Linked DNA regions of Homo sapiens: region 1 is linked to region 2. A link is an interaction called in ENCODE POLR2A ChIA-PET data of the cell type or tissue named here. Cell type or tissue: IMR-90. All regions are shown on one strand. Each heading gives the region's core, and the rest is flanking DNA. Links, peaks and the distances in the headings are about the cores only. Region 1 has its middle 13 kb from the start of SPARC. Region 2 overlaps ARSI (arylsulfatase family member I).

Region 1 (5,365 bases), core at 167-5,166, 1.4 Mb before region 2:
TTCAGTCCAAGCTGCACTTGGCCCTCACAAGCCAGTCATATAGCCTGAGGGGCTAAGAATGATCTCAGAGAGCCAAGTGCAGTGGCTCACGCCTGTAATCCCAGCACTTTGGGAGGCTCAGGCAGGCAGATCACGAGGTAAGGAGTTCGAGACCAGCCTGGCCAACATGGTGAAACCCCGTCTCTACTAAAAATACAAAAAAAAATTAACTGAGCATGGTGGCACTCACCTGTAGTCCTGGCTACTCGGGAGGCTGAGGCAGGAGAATCGCTTGAACCCGGGAGGTGGAGGTTGCAGTGAGCCAAGATCATGCCACTGGACTCCAGCCTGGGCAACAGAGCGAGACTCCATCTGAGAAAAAAAAAATTGTCTTGTGTGTTTATTTATGGGCCTGTTCTCTATTGCCTTCTCCCCAGAATGTAAGTGCCATGAAAGCAGGGACCTCGTCTGTCTTTGTCTCCACTGTAGCTCTTGTGCCTCACACAATACCTACATTTGTTTCACAGTGATGATGTTTCCATTATCAATAACTCACCATAGGAATTTTATATTTGTTTTACCATAATTTTAAAAATCAGCCTTAATAGTTACAAAAATTAGAAAGTTTAAGAAATAATGTTACAGTTAATTTTCAAGAATTTTACTGACTCCCACAGCGCTTGGATTACAGGTGCCAGCCAGTGTACCTGTCCTTGCTTTCTTGATGTTTTCTCTCTCTAGTGGTTTTGCTTCTTTCACAGTCTCTCTTTGCCTTTCCCTCTATGACTATTTTAAAAATGTAAAATGGGCTGGGCATGGTGGCTCACACCTGTAATCCCAGCACTTTGGGGGACGGAGATAGGAGGATTGCTTGAGCCCAGGAGTTCAAGAGCAGCCTACGCAACATAGTGAGACCCCCTCCCCCGCATCTCTATAATAGTAAAAAAATAGCTGGGCCTAGTGGTGTGCATCTGTAGTCCCAGCTACTCTGGAGGCTGAGGAAGGAGGATCACTTGAGCCTGAGAAGTCAAGGCTGCAGTGAGCCATGATCGCACCACTGCTCTCTAGCCTGGGCGACAGAGTGACACTCTGTCTCAAAAAGATAAAAATTAAAATAAAAAATAAAAGTATAAAATAACACATGATTATATTCTCATAAGAAATTGAAGTGCCTGCACAGTGGCTCACGCCTATAATCCCAGCAATTTGGGAGGTCGCAGCAAGAGCATCACTTGAGCCCAGGAGTTCAAGACCAACCTGGGCAACATAGAGAGACTCTGTCTCTAAATGAAAAAGAAAAGAAAAGAAAGAAATTCAAGATAGAAGTATAAATAAATAAATATAAAAGTCCCTCCCCTTCACCTCCATTTTCACTCCAATGTATCCCTTCCCCAGAGGCTAACATTACTTCTGGTGTTTTGTGCATGCATGGCTGATCTTGATCTCTGCTGCTAGCCTTTCTGTCTCTCTCTCTCTCTCTGACTCTGTGCATGGGTTCACTGGGTCTCAGTCCCTCTAACCTTTGTTTCTTCTGTTTCTCTGTGTGTCTCTTTCTCTGGCCTCTCTCAGTGTCCCTATGTCTCTTTCCCTTTCTATCTCTGCCTCTGCCTCTCACTCTGTCTCTTTCTTCATCTCTGTCTCATTCTATTTCTGCCTCTCTTATCAGAATACAGTTTTTAACAGTTAAAAACATGACTCATAAAAAATGAATAAAAATGAATAAAAAATGAGCACATGTTAATGATTTTTTTAACCCATTAATGAGGGAATAAGCAGCATGGTAAAGTTGGTTCAAAGAGAATTCAAAAAGAGATTATACAGCTACTGCATTGAAAGAATGCTGGAAAAAGGCTGCTGGGTAATATACAAAACCGGTTAACGCCCTGCAAGGCATTTGCACTGTCACCTCTGGGGTTCTTTTTTTTTGTTTTGTTTCTAATGGACAGAAACCTGCAAGTTAACATGTAACTTCAAAGTCAGAGCCCTCATCAATAGTAGGTAGCACAACCCCTAGAGAAGATGATCCCTGGATGGACTTGTCAGACCATGTTCCAGTCTAACACTGAGAGGACATGCAGTCACCCTTTTGCTTTGTTGCTAAGTTTCAGGTAAGTTTTCTTTGCATTTGTTTCTGTGTCTGTCTCATCTCTCTGTCTCTCTGTCTCCCACCTCTGTCTCTCTCTCTTTTTTTTTTTTTTTTTTTTGAGACGGAGTCTTACTCTGTCGCCAGACTGGAGTGCAGTGGCGGGATCTCCACTCACTGCGACCTCCACCTCCTGGGTTCAAGTGATTCTCCTGCCTCAGCCTCCCGAGTAGCTGGGGCTACAGGCATGCGCCACCACGCCCAGCTAGATTTTTTTTTTTTTGTATTTTTAGTAGAGATGGGATTTCACCATGTTGGCCAGGATAGTCTCGGTCTCTTGACCTCGTGATCTGCCCACCTCGGCCTCCCAAAGTGCGTGAGCCACTGTGCCCGGCCATTCTTTTCTTTTCTTTCTTTTTTTTTTTTTTTGAGATGGAGTCTCTCTCTTTCACCCAGGCTGGAGTACAGTGGCATGGTCTGGGATCACTGAAACCTCCGGCCCTCAGGTTAAAGCGATTCTCATGCCTTAGCCTCCCGAGTAGCTGGGATTACAGGCGCGTGCCACCACATCCAGCTAAGTTTTATATTTTTAGTAGAGATGGGGTTTCGACATGTTGGCGTGGCTTGTCTCAAACTCCTGACCTCAGATGATCCACCCGCCTTGGCCTCCCCATGTGCTAGGATTACAGGCATGAGCCACCATGCCTGGCCTCTGTCTCTCTCTTAATCATGGCAGACTCTCAGTGTCTGTCTCTCCCTTCCACTGTCTGACTCTGTCTGTCTTCCTTTGTCTCCTTTCTCTGTCTTGATTTAACAAACTTATTTTAATCACTTTCCCTTAGGGGTTGATCATGAGCCAGGACCTGCACCAGGAGCTACAGGGAGAGGACAGAGCTGAATCCAACATGCCCTTGACACTCTTTGTTTCTTTGCAGAATTGAAAGGAAATCAAATGGAAGTTCTGAGTGCTGGGAGAAGAGGAGCTGAGGGTGTGGGGACGTGGCAGGGAAAGGGAGGGCCAGCAAGCTGCAGTGGGCTGGAGTGAGCTCCCAGCTTCGGCTGGCTGGGCGGAGATGATTTCACACCACAAAAATGTCTGAATCAGGAGAATAACCTAACTTGGGATGGGGCTGGGAAGCGAGCCGTTCAGTGGGAGACGGGGGAGCTGGAGAGCTCAGCATTGGGCCAGATGGGGTGGCTGGCTATGATTTGTCCTGACCCTTGGGTCTCCCTAATGATCTTAGGAAAGAAACAATTCTTCTCCCATGCTGCAAGTGAAAGGGCAGAGTCCAGCCTCTAGAGAGATAGCAAGATAGACTTAGGGCTGCAACCCTGAAGAATCATGAAGTCTCTGCCAGCAAACTCAGGGATTTGAGTAAGGAATTCAGGGGAGGGAGAGAAGCAGGAGACAGAAAGAGGAGGAAAACACTGAATTTAATGGTCAAAAGGCCTTTAAGTTACATGGCCTCGTGAGTTTCAAGCATTTTATTAGCTGCAGAATCCTCGTTTACAATTAACATAGCAAAACAACAGCTGCCTCTAAGGGGTTCTCAGGAGGATCTGAACCCCATCATCTTGGTTCTCATCACCCACTGCCTGGAAACTATAACTTAACCCAATAGCCTCATTTTACAAATGAGCAAAATGGCTGGGCACAGTGGCTCACGTCTGTAATCCCAGCACTTTGGGAGGCTGGGGCAGGTGGATCACTTGAAGTCAGGAGTTCGAGACCAGTCTGGCCAACATGGTGAAACCCTGTCTCTACTAAAAATACAAAAATTAACTGGGCGTGGTGGCGGGTGCCTTTAATCCCAGCTACCCGGGAAGCTGAGACAGGAGAATTGCTTGAATCCAGGAGGCAGAGGTTGCAGTGAGCCGAGATCACACCATTGCACTCCAGCCTGGGCAACCAAGTGAGACTCCATCTCAAAAAAAAAAAAAAAAAAAAAAAATGAGCAAAGTAAGGCCCAGAACGAGAAAAGGATTTGCCCATATCATTTAATGATTGGGTGAGGAGCCCAGGTCTCTCGAATCCTTGTCCGGTGCTCATTTTGTTTATCTATCTATCTATCTATCTATCTATCTATCTATTTATTTTTGAGACAGGGTCTCGCTCTGTTGCCCAGGCTGCAGTACAGTGGCATGATCTCAGCTCACTGCAACCTCCACCTCCTGGATTCAAGTGATTCTCATGCCTCAGCCTCTTGAGTAGCTGGGATTAGAGGCATGCACCACCACATCTGGCTAATTTTATATTTTTAGTAGAGAAGGGGTTTCACCATGTTGGCCAGGCTGGTCTTGAACTCCTGACCTTAGGTGATCCCTCTGCCTTGGCCTCCCAAAGTACTGGGATTACAGGCATGAGCCACCGCACCTGGCAGTTTTTTTTTTCTTTCAAATAGGGTTTCACTTTGTTGCCCAGGCTAGAGTGCAGTGGCAGGATCACACCTCACTGCAGCCTTGACCTCCTTGGGCTCAAGTGATCCTGCCACCTCACCCTCCTGACTAGCTGGGATCTCAGGCCCATGCCACACCAGGCTAATTTTTGTATTTTTTGTAGAGCCAGGCCTCCCTGTGTTGCCCAGGCTGGTCTTGAACTCCTGGGCTCAAGTGATCTGCCTGCCTTGGCCTCGCAAAGTGCTCGGATTACAGGCGTGAGCCACAGCACCTGGCCTCTGGTTTTTCCTTTCGGGGAGATGCTGGGCTAATAGATGGAGTCTCTTCCTCCAGCTTCGGGGTGGACATAGGGACTGCCAGCTGCCTGCCTGCCCAGAGTGACCAAACTGAAAGCTTCCAGCAAGCAGGCTCGAGTCTTCCGTGGCTTCTGCTTGGATCTTGGAACTCTCCCCCTTCCCACAGAGCCCTGGAGAGCTTGCGATGCTCTGGGTCTTTGGATAGATCACCCCCTCTCTCCAGGGTTCATTTTTCTTCACCTGGAGAGCCAGTGGGCTGAAAATAAATGAGTGCATTCCAAACTTTTTTTTTTTAATTAACGAAACCGCCTTTGGAAATGAAATCTTACAAGACTATACTTTCAGGGATTATTTGTATAGTTCGTTACTAGAGAAGTTTCTCTGAAACGTAAATTAAAATTTTATTAAAAATTAAAAAATAAAAACAAAGTACAAATAAAAATAAAAAAGAAATGAAATTTTAGACAAAAGCCCAATATTTCAAACAGACAAAGGCAGTTCTGTCGTGGTTGAAGCAAGGACGGACGAGGGGTCTGAAGATCCGCCTCCTTGGCCTTCTTTCTGTCCTCTTAAGACTGCTGCATGAAACTCCCAGAGCTCCACAGAATGC
Region 2 (5,365 bases), core at 50-5,049:
GGCCATCAGCGAGGGCCGGGCCTCACCACGCACGGAGATCCTGCACAACATTGACCCACTCTACAACCATGCCCAGCATGGCTCCCTGGAGGGCGGCTTTGGCATCTGGAACACCGCCGTGCAGGCTGCCATCCGCGTGGGTGAGTGGAAGCTGCTGACAGGAGACCCCGGCTATGGCGATTGGATCCCACCGCAGACACTGGCCACCTTCCCGGGTAGCTGGTGGAACCTGGAACGAATGGCCAGTGTCCGCCAGGCCGTGTGGCTCTTCAACATCAGTGCTGACCCTTATGAACGGGAGGACCTGGCTGGCCAGCGGCCTGATGTGGTCCGCACCCTGCTGGCTCGCCTGGCCGAATATAACCGCACAGCCATCCCGGTACGCTACCCAGCTGAGAACCCCCGGGCTCATCCTGACTTTAATGGGGGTGCTTGGGGGCCCTGGGCCAGTGATGAGGAAGAGGAGGAAGAGGAAGGGAGGGCTCGAAGCTTCTCCCGGGGTCGTCGCAAGAAAAAATGCAAGATTTGCAAGCTTCGATCCTTTTTCCGTAAACTCAACACCAGGCTAATGTCCCAACGGATCTGATGGTGGGGAGGGAGAAAACTGTCCTTTAGAGGATCTTCCCCACTCCGGCTTGGCCCTGCTGTTTCTCAGGGAGAAGCCTGTCACATCTCCATCTACAGGGAGTTGGAGGGTGTAGAGTCCCTTGGTTGAACAGGGTAGGGAGCCTGGATAGGAGTGGGTGGGAATAAACCAGACTGGGATGCCTGTGTCTCAGTCCTGCCTCCTCACGGACTTGCTCTGTGACCTCAGGTGACCCACATGAGCTTTTAGCCTCAGTTTCCTCATCTGTAAAATGAGCTCTAATGACTTTGTGACTCTTTGGTGTGGCCCTGGAGCCTGGGGCCACGGTGGAGTTCCTGGCCGGCCTTGCCACTTGACAACTCCTTTAAGGCTTCCCCCTTAACACGGGATCCCTGTGGTGGTGTTTGGGAGTTGCCTGGAGGCAACTCCAAGCCTGGCCCCCAGCTGAAGCATGGCAATCTGGCTGCTCTCTACAGGGACCCCCAAGCGCTGTGGGTGGAGGGCAGGGGTCGGGGGGGTTGACCTTCTTGGGTCTTCACATGGCCTAGGCCAGTCCTCCGGTCAGACTGGTGTCAGGCACCGTGGTGCAAAATTCCTCTTCTGGCCCCTCCAGTACCCAGAGAAACTGGCTGGGCCATTAACTGCTGCAGCACCAAGGGTGGTAGAAAGAGCTGTGAAGAGCCCCCAAACCAGTACCAGGACACCTGGGTTCTCCTGTGACCTGGGGCACAGTTCTTGCCCTCTAGGCCTTGATTTCCCCACCTGCAAGTGGGGATGCCAGCCCTGGCTCTGCCTCCTTCATGAGGCTCTGGAAGACTGGCCAAGGTTGTGGAGGAGCTTGTGAACTTGATTAAAGTGTCGTAACATGGAAGTGAGGGATGCAGTGCTGTCTGACTATGAGCATGTGTGGGTGTGTGCATGTGTGTCCTGGGGGCAGGTATGAGCTCACGGTCGGCCGAGTGAACAGGAGAGGAGGTGGACAGCCTGGCTAGGCGGTGGGGGAATGGGAGTCCTGCCACAGACCCACTATGTGACCTCAGGCACATCCCTGACCCTCTCTGGGCCTCAACATCCCACTATGTTCAGTGATGATCTAAGAGCACTTCCCATTTGGCCATTCTGGGCTAGTGTGCATGTGTGTGTGTTGGGGTGGGGGGCAGGCTGAGTGGTAGCGAGGAGGCCACGGGTGTTGCAGAGCCCGCCTGCCGCCTAGCGCGCCTCCATCCGCACACTGCGTTCTGCATATCTCCCTTCAGGTTCCAGTCGGCGCAGTGTGTGTAGGCGAAAGCCCTGCTGTGAATTTTTAAAATAGTTATTTTTGTCACTGGCAAAGGAGGCCTGTTAGGACTCATCAGCTTGTGGATGAGCAGGATGGGTGGGGTGGGGTGGGTGCGGTATGTGTGGGGGTTCAGGTATTGGTTACAGAGTTCCATCCCCACTGCAGATGTGGCTGAGTCCAGGAGTGAGGGTCTGGCCTGAGGCTGTTGGGTGGAGGTGACCATTCATGCTCTAAGCCCCTTCCTCCTGGCCCTATTCTTTTTACCCCTTATCACCTCCCCCAACTAGCATCTTTCCCTGCCTCTATGATGTTGATTCCCAGCTGTGTCGTGGGGCAGGAGCCAGGATAGGCAGAGGCCTCTGGATTCCAGTGACCTCCAGCATTTCAGTCTGCTCAGGAGGGAGGCTCTGAAGAAGTAAGTCACCTGTTAGGGCGGTGGCCCAGGCCTGACACACCCTGGGAGATGAGCTGTCCGTAGTTCGCCCACTCCTCAGGGTACTCTAGCTCTGCTGGGTGCTTGTCCCAGCTGTGTGGGTGGGGCCTTTCCAGGGTGGCATGGAGCCAAGGCTTCCCTGCCACTCCGGGCTTGCACGAGTTGTATGGAGGCCTCTCCTGTGCCTGCTGAGTCAGCCCTGCCCGAGGCTTACCCTCCAGCTCCAGCCCCCACTTCTCTCCCAGGGCCCCTGCCCTTTGGCACCGCAAGTGCAGGACCGTGAATGGCCCTTTCTGCTGTCCCCTAATCACCGAGGCTTACTGCCTGTGACCAACCTAAACCAAGAAAGACTAGCTGGGGATGGGGCTGGCACCTGTTCCTGGTGCCCTGAGAAGGAGACTTGACCCCAGGTCTTGGTCCAGTCTCAAATCCAGCCCAGAGCTTGCCTAGCTGAGTCCTACCCAACCCAGCGCTCAGCAAACAGCCCGGTGGCCCCACGCAAGCTTGAGCCTGCAACCTGGTCTAGAGGAGCTGGCGGCTGGCCTAGGCCTGAGATTGGTGGAGGGTCTTGGGTGCCCCAGAGCACTCAAGCACTACGATAACAGGCTCAGCCTGTGGTGACTTCTGCTCTTCCCAGCAATCAGCATGGCTCCTGCCAGCCCCCTCCCATCTCCTGTGGCCCAAGTTTCCTCCAGCCGGGGCACCTGGGTCTGGACTCTGTGCCAGGCCGCCAACTGGCACTGCCAGGCAGGTGCTCGTACCATTTGAGCACCTGTGCTTGTGGGGAGGGAAGGGAGGGCAGATCAGAGGCAGCTCCGGTCCCTCGGGCCACAGATCTGGGGAAGTGGAGCCCAGAGATGCCTGGTGAGACCCCCTGTTTCTTCCTTGGCTGCACCAGATGGCAGCTGATCTGCCAGCTGTAGGGGCCAGAGCCAGGGGGCAGCCTGTCCAAGCTGGGCCCTGCCAGTAGAGTCCTGGGCTCTGGTAACCCATTCCCCAAGGGCCAAGTGATAGCCCCACACCTGGATGGAGGGCCAGTGCTCTGGGCTCCATCTTTCTCAGGAGGAAGTGGAGGTTCTACTGGGGAGACCTCCTGCAAGCTCTTCCAGGACTCGAACTCAGGTCCTCTAACTGCAAGGAGTGCTATGCAGCCATCGGCCCAGTAGCCATTGTCCTCTGTCCCATGGCTCTCTGCTTCACTCTCCCCTGCAAGAGTGCCTCCTGTGTGGGAGACCTCAGGGACAGTTCTGCTCCCTGATCCCTGACTTCCCCCACTTCTTCATGTAGGCCTAGCCTTACTTACTGCAATGAATGAACCCAATCTCCCTCCACCCAGACCCTCAGCAGGACCATTTCTCTCTTGGCCCACTTTCCACCAATTCTGCCCCCCATGCTCACTGCCCTTAGTGGGACAGGCCCTGTGGGGACCCTTTGGATGGCACACTTTCTGTGGTGCCTGCCCAGGCCCTGCAGGACCCTGGGGCACTTGGGCATATGTGTGTGGGCTGTGGAAGGTGGGATTTGAGTCAGCTGTCACAATGCCACTGGGGCTACAATCACCCATGCAGGAACCCAGCCCTGGTCACTTTTCATCCCTTCTGTCTCTGTGGAGCACTGCCTGTGTTCACGTGCCAATCCCTATTCTGGCATGTCAGGACTGGGTTCAGCAACCTCCAGGGCTCCCACCCCTGGCGACCAGCCCATAGCATGGAGGCCTGCTCTCGAATACCACACGCGTGTTGCAGATGGGGGCACACGTGCTGCCTCTCGTGTCTGCTTTGGCCCTGGGGAGTGGGGAGTTTGGCAGGAACAGTCCCCCTCCTGCAATCATCGGCTCATTCTCTCAGCGCCACAGAGGCACGGCTGGCTCCTCAGTGCCCGCCACCACCGGGCACAGCTGCTAGCCTCGCGGGCTCAGGGGAGGTGGTGAATTAGCAGTCATGCCTTCTCAGCAGAGTGGCTATTACCCTCAGGAAGGTGGGGGGTGCCTGTCCGAGGCAGTGCCCACACCGCTGAGCTAGGCTCTGGAAGGCTCAGAGGGGTGTGTGTGTGTGCTCATGTGTAAGACTTTCAGAGGGGACTTCTTCCTCTTCTCCCTCCTCTTCTTCTCTCTTCTGCCTCTCCAGCCATCTCTCTGCTATCTGGATCCTGCAGCCCTCAACTTGCCCATCCCCCAGGACCGCATGCACAGTGCAGGCCAGCAGGGGAGGGAGAGAAGAGTGACAGAAAGAGAGGGAGCTGGAAACCAGAAAGGAAGTAAAAAAGATGAGAAAGACGGAGAACTGAGAAGGAAGGATGCAAAAGAGGGAACAGGAAAAATGAGGGAGAGGGGAAGGCAAGAGGAGAGAAGAAAGGAGAGTGGAAAGGAGAGATGGAAGTAGGGAAGAAAGAGATGACAGGAGCGGGGCTGTGCTGGCCCTGCTCCCAGCAGCCACAGAGGCTGCCCCCGTGGTCCACATCACATACAGGGAGAGAGGTGGCCATCTTCCTGCCTCCATTCCTTCACACCTTCCTCTGAGGGACCTGATGCCAGGGTCTTCCCCATGTGCTCTGCTCACTTCTGAGCATGCTCCATTTCATCAGTGGGAATCGGGAGAGGAAACAGGGGTCAGGCCAGCACCCAGCCACGCAGGACTGTCCCAGTTCAGAACATTAGATTTCCATTAATACAGCCTCATAATCTCACAGCATAGTTGCTTTTTTGTTTTACTGTGAATTTTTAAAACAGCATCATCATTCCTTTGGCACCCGATGAGCTGGAGAGCCTTGTGGTTCCTCTCCTTCTAGCTCTAGTTCTTTGTTCTACAGAAATTGCTGCAAACTAGGCTTAGACAAGGTGATTTCCAAACCATGAGCTAAACTCCAGTGCAGACTAAGGGAACAGTGCCCTGAAGTGCTGGGACTCAAGATGATGGTGTGTGCTTCCGTGATTCAGGGAGTGGTGTGTGAGGGGAGAGGACTTTTGAGTTTCTTGATTATAATTTCCCATTTATTGAGCATTTATAGTGTCAGCCACTGTGCTTGTCTCATTTAATCTACAGAACAGCCTGGAGGTAGGGAATATTAT

Evidence for each region. ChIA-PET counts read pairs that join two places held together with the same protein. Peaks named below come from ENCODE experiments on the same cell type or tissue, not always from the same donor. Only the 100,000 strongest peaks of a DNase experiment are listed, where the experiment ranks them.
Region 1: POLR2A ChIA-PET joins it to region 2 with 6 read pairs; 1 of 35 experiments calls an interaction of 5 or more read pairs at or near these places.

Annotation. Positions count from the first base shown.
Region 1 is chr5:151,697,103-151,702,467 of GRCh38, reverse strand. No RefSeq gene overlaps it. Among named protein-coding and RNA genes, the nearest start is that of SPARC, 13 kb to the right of the region's middle. RefSeq lists an enhancer at 2,188-3,009. In IMR-90, for the core only: a CTCF peak has its summit at 3,220; a DNase peak (open chromatin) is centred at 3,127; H3K27ac peaks cover 3,375 bases.
Region 2 is chr5:150,292,435-150,297,799 of GRCh38, reverse strand. It overlaps ARSI (arylsulfatase family member I), which reads left to right. Exons shown (of 2, transcript NM_001012301.4): 2 at 1-1,457. The coding sequence ends at 586. Among named protein-coding and RNA genes, the nearest start is that of CAMK2A, 5.3 kb to the right of the region's middle. RefSeq lists enhancers at 3,683-4,263, 4,264-4,845. In IMR-90, for the core only: no CTCF peak of the experiment used is centred there; a DNase peak (open chromatin) is centred at 2,479.